Linked DNA regions of Mus musculus: region 1 is linked to region 2. A link is a loop called in an ENCODE intact Hi-C map of the cell type or tissue named here. Cell type or tissue: left cerebral cortex. All regions are shown on one strand. Links, peaks and the distances in the headings refer to the core of each region. The heading gives the core; the rest is flanking DNA.

The links. A loop is a pair of places that touch in the nucleus more often than their neighbours do. Peaks named below come from ENCODE experiments on the same cell type or tissue, not always from the same donor. Only the 100,000 strongest peaks of a DNase experiment are listed, where the experiment ranks them.
Region 1: it touches region 2 in a loop (3-fold over the local background); 21 of 42 quality-filtered maps call a loop at or near these places.

What each region holds. Positions count from the first base shown.
Region 1 is chr5:111,271,401-111,275,786 of GRCm38, forward strand. The region is part of intron 14 of Ttc28 (tetratricopeptide repeat domain 28); the gene reads left to right. Among named protein-coding and RNA genes, the nearest start is that of Gm35628, 39 kb to the left of the region's middle. In left cerebral cortex, for the core only: a CTCF peak has its summit at 2,382 (motif pointing right); DNase peaks (open chromatin) are centred at 2,378 and 3,754.
Region 2 is chr5:111,327,959-111,332,344 of GRCm38, forward strand. It overlaps Pitpnb (phosphatidylinositol transfer protein, beta), which reads left to right and starts at 2,739. Exons shown (of 12, transcript NM_019640.5): 1 at 2,739-2,875. The coding sequence starts at 2,856. In left cerebral cortex, for the core only: a CTCF peak has its summit at 2,639; a DNase peak (open chromatin) is centred at 2,693; H3K4me3 peaks cover 2,072 bases; H3K27ac peaks cover 947 bases.

The sequences.
Region 1 (4,386 bases), core at 292-4,291, 56 kb before region 2:
TGCGCATGCGCACCATCACCCCCCCAGCGGATTTTTTCTGTTCAGTGTGCATGTGCACCCCCAGAGCACTCCACGGACATGCATTCTTCGCTGGCTGCTTATAGTCAGGATGGCAGGTCTGAGCTTGTGCTTTGCTTTGCTCTGCTCTACATGGGCTGAACGCATTTGGCTCAGTGTCCTCGTGTGCTCCTCGTCTGGTCTATAGGTCATGAGGCTCAACGTGTCAGTGCTAGGAATGAATGCCAGCCACGCCTACCTAATCTTAGATGTTTATTTGGATTGACCCAGGCCACCCCCTTGCTCTTTGCCTGGGTCTCAAACACAGAACCAATGTCTGGTGCTAAAGACACCAACTACAGCCTACCTTGCCCTCTTGCTGGCATATCCAAGCCACATGAGCCTGCCATATCCCTGCTTAATTCAAACAGTGCTCTTGGGTGGTACAGGGACCTTGGTGGGTCTGAGAATTTAGGGGCCAGTTTCAGGCAGGATAGTCACAGACAGCTGTTCTAAGGAGGCAGGAGCATCCCTCAGCAACTCTCTCTCTCTCAGGCACCGTGTATCCTTAAGAGACCACAGTTCACATATGACTTCTCCATTCCCTGAATGGGCACCTCCCTGGTCCTCCAGCGGTGTTTCACCTGGCCTAACAGCTGTGGGATGACTTTCCTGTCTTCTGGCAAGTGACCCTGGCCATCCTTCCTGATGTCTTTTCTCTGTAGGACTGTGAGGACCATCTAGAGGACATGTCGGGTTTGCACAGGGCAAGGTGTACAACACATTAGGGCTGCAGGCAGGGACTGTCACCTGGGCAGGGGGAACTGCTGTGTCCAGGGCCCTCCTCAAGGTCCCTTCAGGAGTTCCTGTCTGAAGCCTTCTCCTGGAAAGGCCAAGCCCCTCTTCCCTTCATGTTCCACCCTGTCCCTTCTTATCTTCACGCTCTCCACACTGCTATGATAGGGCTCCAGCTCACTGTACCTTGCTGATTGAGGAAGACATGGGTTTTTCTCCTGCCTCCCACTGCCACGAGCAGTCTTGCACTCCTCTGCACTTCTATTAGTCCTCTGAACTTGCAGTGCTCCCCACTCCTAGCAACGCTCCCTAGTTCCAGTAGTGCTCTCCACACTCCCAGCAGTCCTCTGCACTCGAAGTGCTCCCCACTCCCAACAGTGCTCCCCATTCCCTATAGTCCTCTGAACTCCCAGTAGTGCTCCCCAGTCCCAGCAGTCCTCTGCACTCCTGGAAGAGCTCCCCACTCGGCATTCTTCACTTGCTTGAGCGTCCTCCCACCTTTGCTCCTAGCCGATTGCATCTCTGCTCCATCAGTGCTGAGGAAGACGAAGAGGCAGACTGCTGTGAGTGTGCTCTCTGCTTGCCCAGATCAGCAAGGCCTCTATCCCAAAGCCCCGTCCCCCGTCTCTGCCATCCACAGAGCAACAATGGGATCTGAGGAGTTGGCTCTTGTCGCCTCCTCCTTCTCTCCCTTGTGACCTAATTCACTCCCCAGTCATGGCCAGGGCCATCCCTCAGCTTCATGTCCCTCAGCAGCTGGCCTGAGGCCTCATGCATGTGCACAGAGCTGCTCTCAGTCTGAGGTGCATTTGCACTGGATCTGATACAGCACAGAAAGCAGAGGACCCTAGGAAGACACTAGGTCATGGTTTCTGTGGCGACCTGGGGGCTTTCCAAGAGCCAGAAACCAGATACTCCCTCCCCCCACGAATCACAGGCCACGTGTCCTGTGTACATGCTTGTCAGAACCCACAGCTGAGGCAGCCCCCTTGATGGCAGCATCTAGTGGAGGTGCCGCTCACCCTAGGGGTCCAATACTTGGTGACAAGTCCAAGCCAGGCTGGGAGTCAGCAGGAAGCTGAGGCCAGGAGGTGCCCAGAGTCAGCGGGGTGTGCTTCAAACAGTCCCTCTTCTGTGACTCCCCCCAGAGTAAGAGTGTGCTGAGGTGGTCTACACACCCTCACGCTCCTGCAGAGGTGCAAAGAAGGGTGGTCTCAGCCTTAAACAGGTAAAACAGCCACCAGAAAACACCTTTGCATGCTGACCACCAGGTACCCACCAGGACTGTGTCCACTGCAGGTGAGGGGCCAATGCTTCTCACACAAGACAGAGTGAGCCAGGAGCTCTCAGCCACCGCAAGCAACGTGGCAAGACTGCTCAAACTTTAAAGACAAAGGATCCACTGTTTTAAGGAAAGCACTTCTGAGAACCTGGGATTCTGTTTCCTGTCCAGTTACAGCTACACACTTAACACATGCTTAGACATGCTTGGTGTGCGCTGCCCCAGAGTCTGGAGCTCCGGCCCTCTCTCATGACTGTCCTGTAGCGGGCCTCCTGGAAACATGCCACTCCTCTCCAGAGGCCACCAGAGGGCGCATTGACGCTGCCAGCCCTATGGGGAGTCACACTGTCCATCAGCTTCCAGAAACAGCCGGTTCCCTCCACACTGTCACAGAAACCGCAGATTGGGATTCATGGATGTTTCATGTGGGGCATGGGATTATCTCAACAACTGCCTTCAGTTAGCTAGGGAACCAGGCCCGACACAACTGAAAGTGGGACATAGTAGGCCGGCGGCGGCGGAGGGGTGGGGGGGGGACCACACACCAGCCTTTGGCTGACTGTATTTCCAGGGAAGTGTACTATCAGGACCATCAGCAAATGCTGAGCCAGATCCCACCTACAGTCACCAGGGAGCAGTATAGAATGTCTGAGTGAAAAGCAGGCAGGAGGTGTGGGTGGCGTGGTCCCAGCAGGTTTAAAGGTGTTAAGGACAGCAATGGGCCTGAGACCTGGTCTGCCTTTCTGGTTGTGAGAGGACAAGGGAGCCATCTCATCTCTGAAGCCCAGGTGACCAGACAACCTATGACCAGTGGTGTTTTCAGGGCTGACTTGGAGTGTGGCCCTGTACATACCAGCAACATGTATGATCTTCCTTCCACACTGCAGGCAAGCTTCACCCAGTGCAAGGCACCGTACCCTGGAGGCAGGCTTGCAGTAGGGCCTTCTCCAGGTGGGCAGTCACTCACTCTATGGAGGCCCAGACTTAAGCATCCTCAGACTTTGGGCTTGCCCTAGTTACAGCCTGCCAGCCTCACCTTTGTATCCCTTTGCTTCCACTCTGCTTGGAGTAAAATTTGAAGCTGGATGCTCCAAAGAGGTCATTCACACAACTTACACACACAGCTGTCTGTCTGCAGAGGCCAGAGGGACAATGACACGTGGCTGCGAGTCAGGTGTGGCACCAGCCACTGGCTGTTCCAACACATCGCGTCACTGTGGATAGCCATGTGTTCACACCTGACCGCGTGTGCTGTGGCCCGTGCTACGGCAGCTCCCTCTGCTCCCTGGGCTGTGAGTGGAGGTGTGCTGGCAGCGGAGAGGCTCTGCCCATGCCATGCAGAGCTCCCCATCCCAACTTGCCGTTTCTGGGGTGGCGGTGACATACTTCCTACTCCCTGGGTCGTACAGCAGCTCGTGTAGCTGCCTGTAAAGCAAGCAGGTGCCCCAGCGATTTCAATTCTCTTTCCCCCAGGTTAGCCAGATTATAAAAGGAAGCAAGGCTCGGGGCCCCGAGAAGCCTGAGCTTCCCACCAGACACTTGTCACTTTGGGTTAGCCAGCATTTCTGCCACCCTCAGCCAGGTGCCTCTGGCAGCAGGCAGATGGGTCACATGAGCACATTTGCTTCCTGAGGGCACAGCCTGTCAACCTCACTGAGTCAGCAGGAAGCATGCTGGGCCCAGGAGACAGGCATTTCTGCCTGCAGTGCCACGGCTGCGGTGACTCCCACTCCATCCCTGTTGAGTGGCAGCCATACTTGCCTCACTCCCAGGCGCTCTCTCCCCTCTCCACTTCCTCCCATGCCTCTTCTCAAGTACAGAGTCCTGCTCTTTAGTGTAGGCTCACCCTGAGTTCATGGCAATCCCCCTGCCTCCCCCCCACACCCAGAGTATTGGGATTATGGGTGGGCGCTGGGTCATCTTCACAGTTGGCTTGTCTCTTCTGAGTCCCAGCCCCACTTTTGGAAAGGCCACTTCTGGGCAGAGCGGGCCGGTCAGCGTCTGCATGCTGTGGCTTGCACACAGACTTCCCCAGGTCCTCACGTGAGATTCTGGCAAGAGAAGTGCTGCCTGTCTAACACCTTCCCACCCCCAGACGCCATAAATGGAAACACTGCCTTCAAAGCTGGGGGAGCTAGATTGAGACCCTGACATCACAACAGTCCCTGGATGACCCCAGGTCCTCCTGGCTCTGAGTGTCTGGCCTTGTGCCTCATCAAATGGGAGACTCACCAGGCTCCAGGAGTCCTTGCTGCCCGAGAGGGTCACGGCACGCACCCCAGTCCTGGTGGCAACACAGCCCTCCAGCTGTG
Region 2 (4,386 bases), core at 150-4,149:
TCTGTAGACCAGGCTGGCCTTGAACTCAGAAATCTGCCTTCCTCTGCCTCCCAAGTGCCAGGATTAAAGGCGTACTCCACCGCTGTCCCTGGCGACAACACAATTCTTGCAAGATTCTTTACTGCAGGTATCTTGAAGTCAATGAGCCAGGATTCAGGCCCAGGTTTTCAATTCCTTTAATACCGAGGGAACATGATAGAAGGGGGTGGTGGGAAGATTGCTGAAGTCAGAAAGTTGGCTTGAGATCGTGCCTTCTCCTAAATTTCAACCTGGCTGCCTTAACAATGCTGGAACAATTCCAATGACACTTGACATCCCAAGGTAGATGGAAAAAAATCTTACCCACACCCCTAGATGAAGATCTATGGGCAATTAACAACTGCACTCCAGACAGAAGCAAACAGAGAATTAGTCTTCCCTAGGAAGAGACCTCTGACTGGTTATCTAATACTGAGTGGTTAGCCCTAAAAACTTATACATGCAGGCAACACTGAATTGACTCACAGGTTGCATGTATGTACATATGTATTATGATGTATAGGTATGTGTTTGGTTTTTCTAGACAGGGTTTCTGTGTAGACCAGGCTGGCCTTGAACTCAGAGATCAGTTTGCCTCTACCTCCCAAGTGCTGGGATTAAAGGTGTGCACCACCACGCCCGGCCAAAAAAAATGCTTTGTGTTTATATGCTCATTCATTTATATGTAATAATAGTGATAAAAGACCTTGAGTTTGGGAGAGAAGAATGTGGTCAGACATGGGAGTGTAGGAGAGGGAGGGGAGAAATGAAGTTATTATTATATATCAATTTTAAGAACTATATGAAATTAAAAAAGTTATGTGTATTATTTCCTGGAAGTGGAGTTACAGGTGGCTTCCTAGTCTTCTGCAAGAGTAGTCATCTCTTCAACCTCTCTTTGGCTTTCCTTTTTAATTTACTGTTGCTGATCCCTGATAGTTTTTATATGGTTTTCATTCAAAAACCTTCTATTACCATGTGATATGTATAGGTGCTTCATGTAATTTTGGCTTTTTTGTGGTGTTTAAGACTGAACTCAAGCTGGGCGGGGTGGCACACGCCTTTAATCCTAGCACTTGGGAGGCAGAGGCAGAGGCAGAGGCAGAGGCAGGCGGATTTTTGAGTTCGAGGCCAGCTCTGTCTACAGAGTGAGTTCCAGGACAGCCAGAGCTATACAGAGAAACCCTGCCTCAAAAAAATCAAAAGGACTGAACTCACTGCTAGGACATTAGGCAAGTACTCTATAAACTGAGCTACATTTTCAGTCCCTTCCTACTTTTTATTCTCTAAACAGTCACCTATCTTTGGTTGTATAAATTAAGTCTCTACAAGATTCTTTATTCCAGATTTCTTGAAGTCAACCAGCCAGGATTCAGGTCCAGGGCTTCATCTTCAAAGTCCAACCCAGTTTCCCAAATCGGGACAACTGACCTATGCTCTGATATCTAACAAAATTAAGGAACACTTGGGACTGGGGTTGGAGAGATGGCTCAGCAGTTAAGAGCACTGGTGGTTCTTCTAGAGTATCTGGGTTCAATTCCCAGCACCCACGACGTGGCAGCTCACAACTGTTTGAAACTCCAGTTCCAGGGGATCTGACCTCATCCAGGTATACATGCAGGTAAAACACCAATGTACATAAAATATAAATAAATCAATCACTAGAGAGGGGAAGAATATTCTTGAGACTATTTCTAGTTTTTATGAAAATATTTTCAAGATCATTCGATGAGGGAAAAAATATGGTTTGACACAAAGTATAGAGAAATCAAATTTACCTAAAATGCCCGTTGACACAAAGAAGATTATTCCTGCAGCTATCCAGCTCCCTAGGAATCCCACTAAAAGGTCCTTGAATCCCAAGTTACTAAGTTCAGTGAGTGAGGAAGCAGAGGGCAGTCCAAGAGCAGTACTTAGTCACTGTTTCAAAATTGTTTTATCAAAGTTGTTAGGTCAACTAGTGCTTAAAGCCCGTGTTGGGACGGGCTTCTGATTGGTCTTAGTAAAATTTAACTTTCATTCTTCCTGTAGTGAGTTCTTTGCCCCGAAAGCACATAATGAAAAACCAATGCCTTAGACACGTAGAATTCGTCTAGAATTAGTCTACCCAACTGGGTCTGGGTCTGTCTCATGCAAAATTGCTTTTGTTGAGGATTCAATGTTTGGACAGGGGCTCAGTTGTTAAGAACACTGGGGGTTCTTGCAGAGGACCCAGGTTTGGTTCCCAGCACTCACATGGCATTTCACAACTGTCTGCATCTCCAGTTACACGTGAACCTCAGTATGCATGAGACACACAGGGAGCAGACACAATACAGGCAAACCAGATAGATGTACCCTTAAAAAGGTTAGTTAGGACAAGGGGCGAACACATCAGGATTTTAACACCGGTCTGTCTGGGTTTCTAGAACACGCTCCTGCTAAACCTGAGGTCGTCCTCGGCTCCCACACCTGTGCGAACTCAACGTCGTTTAGGGTCCCGACTGGAGAACTCACTGGAAACCATAGGCTGCACAGCGCCGTGAGAGACTAACGCTGGCAGGAGGACGCCGCGCTTGCTGCCCCACTGCTCGCCGAGAGTACGCAGGCGCGCTCCAAGGCTCACCAGCGCGCCAAGGGGCCACGCAGCCGCAGTGGAGGCCTCGTGCTCCGTGAGCGGGGCGTGGACTGGGCGGAGTCAGCTCCCCCAGGCGCGCTGACGCAATGGCCGGCGGCGGAAGGGCGCGGACGCGCAGGCGCTCCCGGGGCTCGGACGATTGGGAGGCGGGGCTACGCTTGCGTGTTGCGAGGCCCGGCGGTGGCGGCTGGCGGCGGCGGCTGTGAGGGGTTCCCGGAAGATGGTGCTGATTAAGGAATTGTGAGTGGGTCGTTGGGCTCGAACGAGGTTCCGGAATGCGGGCTGGGGAGGATCGGTGGGCTCCGCGAGGAGGGCGCTCCCGGGTCGCAGTTGGCTCCTTCCTGGAGCCCCCAAGGCCCTGTGCGGCGCCGCCGCCCTCCGCAGTCAGCGCCAGGGTCGGCGGTGCGGCCGGGGCTCTCGGGGGAGCCGGGAATGCCGGGCGAAGGGTCGCCCGCAAGTTCGAGCCCGACCCACCTCAGGCTCAGTGAAGCCCACTCTAGATCATGCCCCTGCGGTCGCTCTCAGACCCCTCATCTCTAAGATGGGGAGACACCGGCCCCACCTGCTTCACTGGGTTCGGTGCGGGGTTAAACACATGGTGCTTAACACGGCAAATAAAGACTTTTCCCAAGTTCGTCGGACTGGTCCCGTCATTCTGTTGGGAAGTTGTGGCTTCCCCCTCTGCTTAGAGCCACGGACATCACAGGAAACCGTGGTGGCGGGGAATGTTCAGCTGTCATACCTGAGCCGGTGTCCCTTGTGCAATTTCAAGTGTGACCCATTTTGTTGTTGCTGTTCTTCCTCGGCCCTGGTTTAATTTCAGATTCTTAAAAGAAGCAAAAAAAAAAAAAGACGTTAAGTTAGCTGTCTAGATTCCTTGCCTGTATTAACGTCAACCTTGTAAAAATCACTAACAAGGTTTCTCTACTTAACACTGCCCAGATTCTATTTTCTGCTCATATGTAATTTTTTTTCCTTGCCCATTCCAGCATTACAAGACCCCTTGTTCCTCTGTCGCTCTGTATGTTGGCTTTCCTTCTCTTTCTGCTGACTCGAATGCTTTTTCCTCAAATCAGTAGCTCACCTTAAAGGTCTTGGGAAGTGTGTATTGTTTGTCTTTCTGACTGTTCGCCCTACATTGTGCAGGATACTCACTCTGATACCTCCATTTTTTTTGGATCAGTCTTTAGTACATAGCACATCTTCAGCCAGCATTTGGTGTTTTTAAAGATTTGCCTGTTTATATGTGTATTTAAGTGTTTGCCTGCGTGTGTGCATATGTGCTGCGTTCATACAGTGCTCTTGGAGGTAGTAGTAAGAGGGCATTAGGCATTGGATCCCCTGGAACTAGAGCAAGAAGTGAGCCACCGTCCATGGGCTGGAAACTGAACCCAGTTACTCAGAGCAGCAAGTCCTCTTAGCCGCAGAGCCATTTCTCCAGCCCTTCAGCAAACTCTTGTTAAATGAATTGGTGACGATTCTTTTTCACTTTTAGGAGAACACTTTTAATTACATTTGTATGGAGAGGGGTGTACAGGGTAGTACACCGAGTGCTTTTGGAGGTCAGGGGACAGCTTTCGAGTCAGTTCTCTACTCCTATTAGGGTCCTGCACCTGAAACTCCAGTCATGCCTTTGCCTGCTGGGCCATCTCTGGCCTGAAGAAGTACTACTTTTTTTTTTTTTTTAGTGACAGGGAGTCTGAAAAAAGGCTTACTTTCGCATTCTGCACACAGCAAAGATTTACACTTAA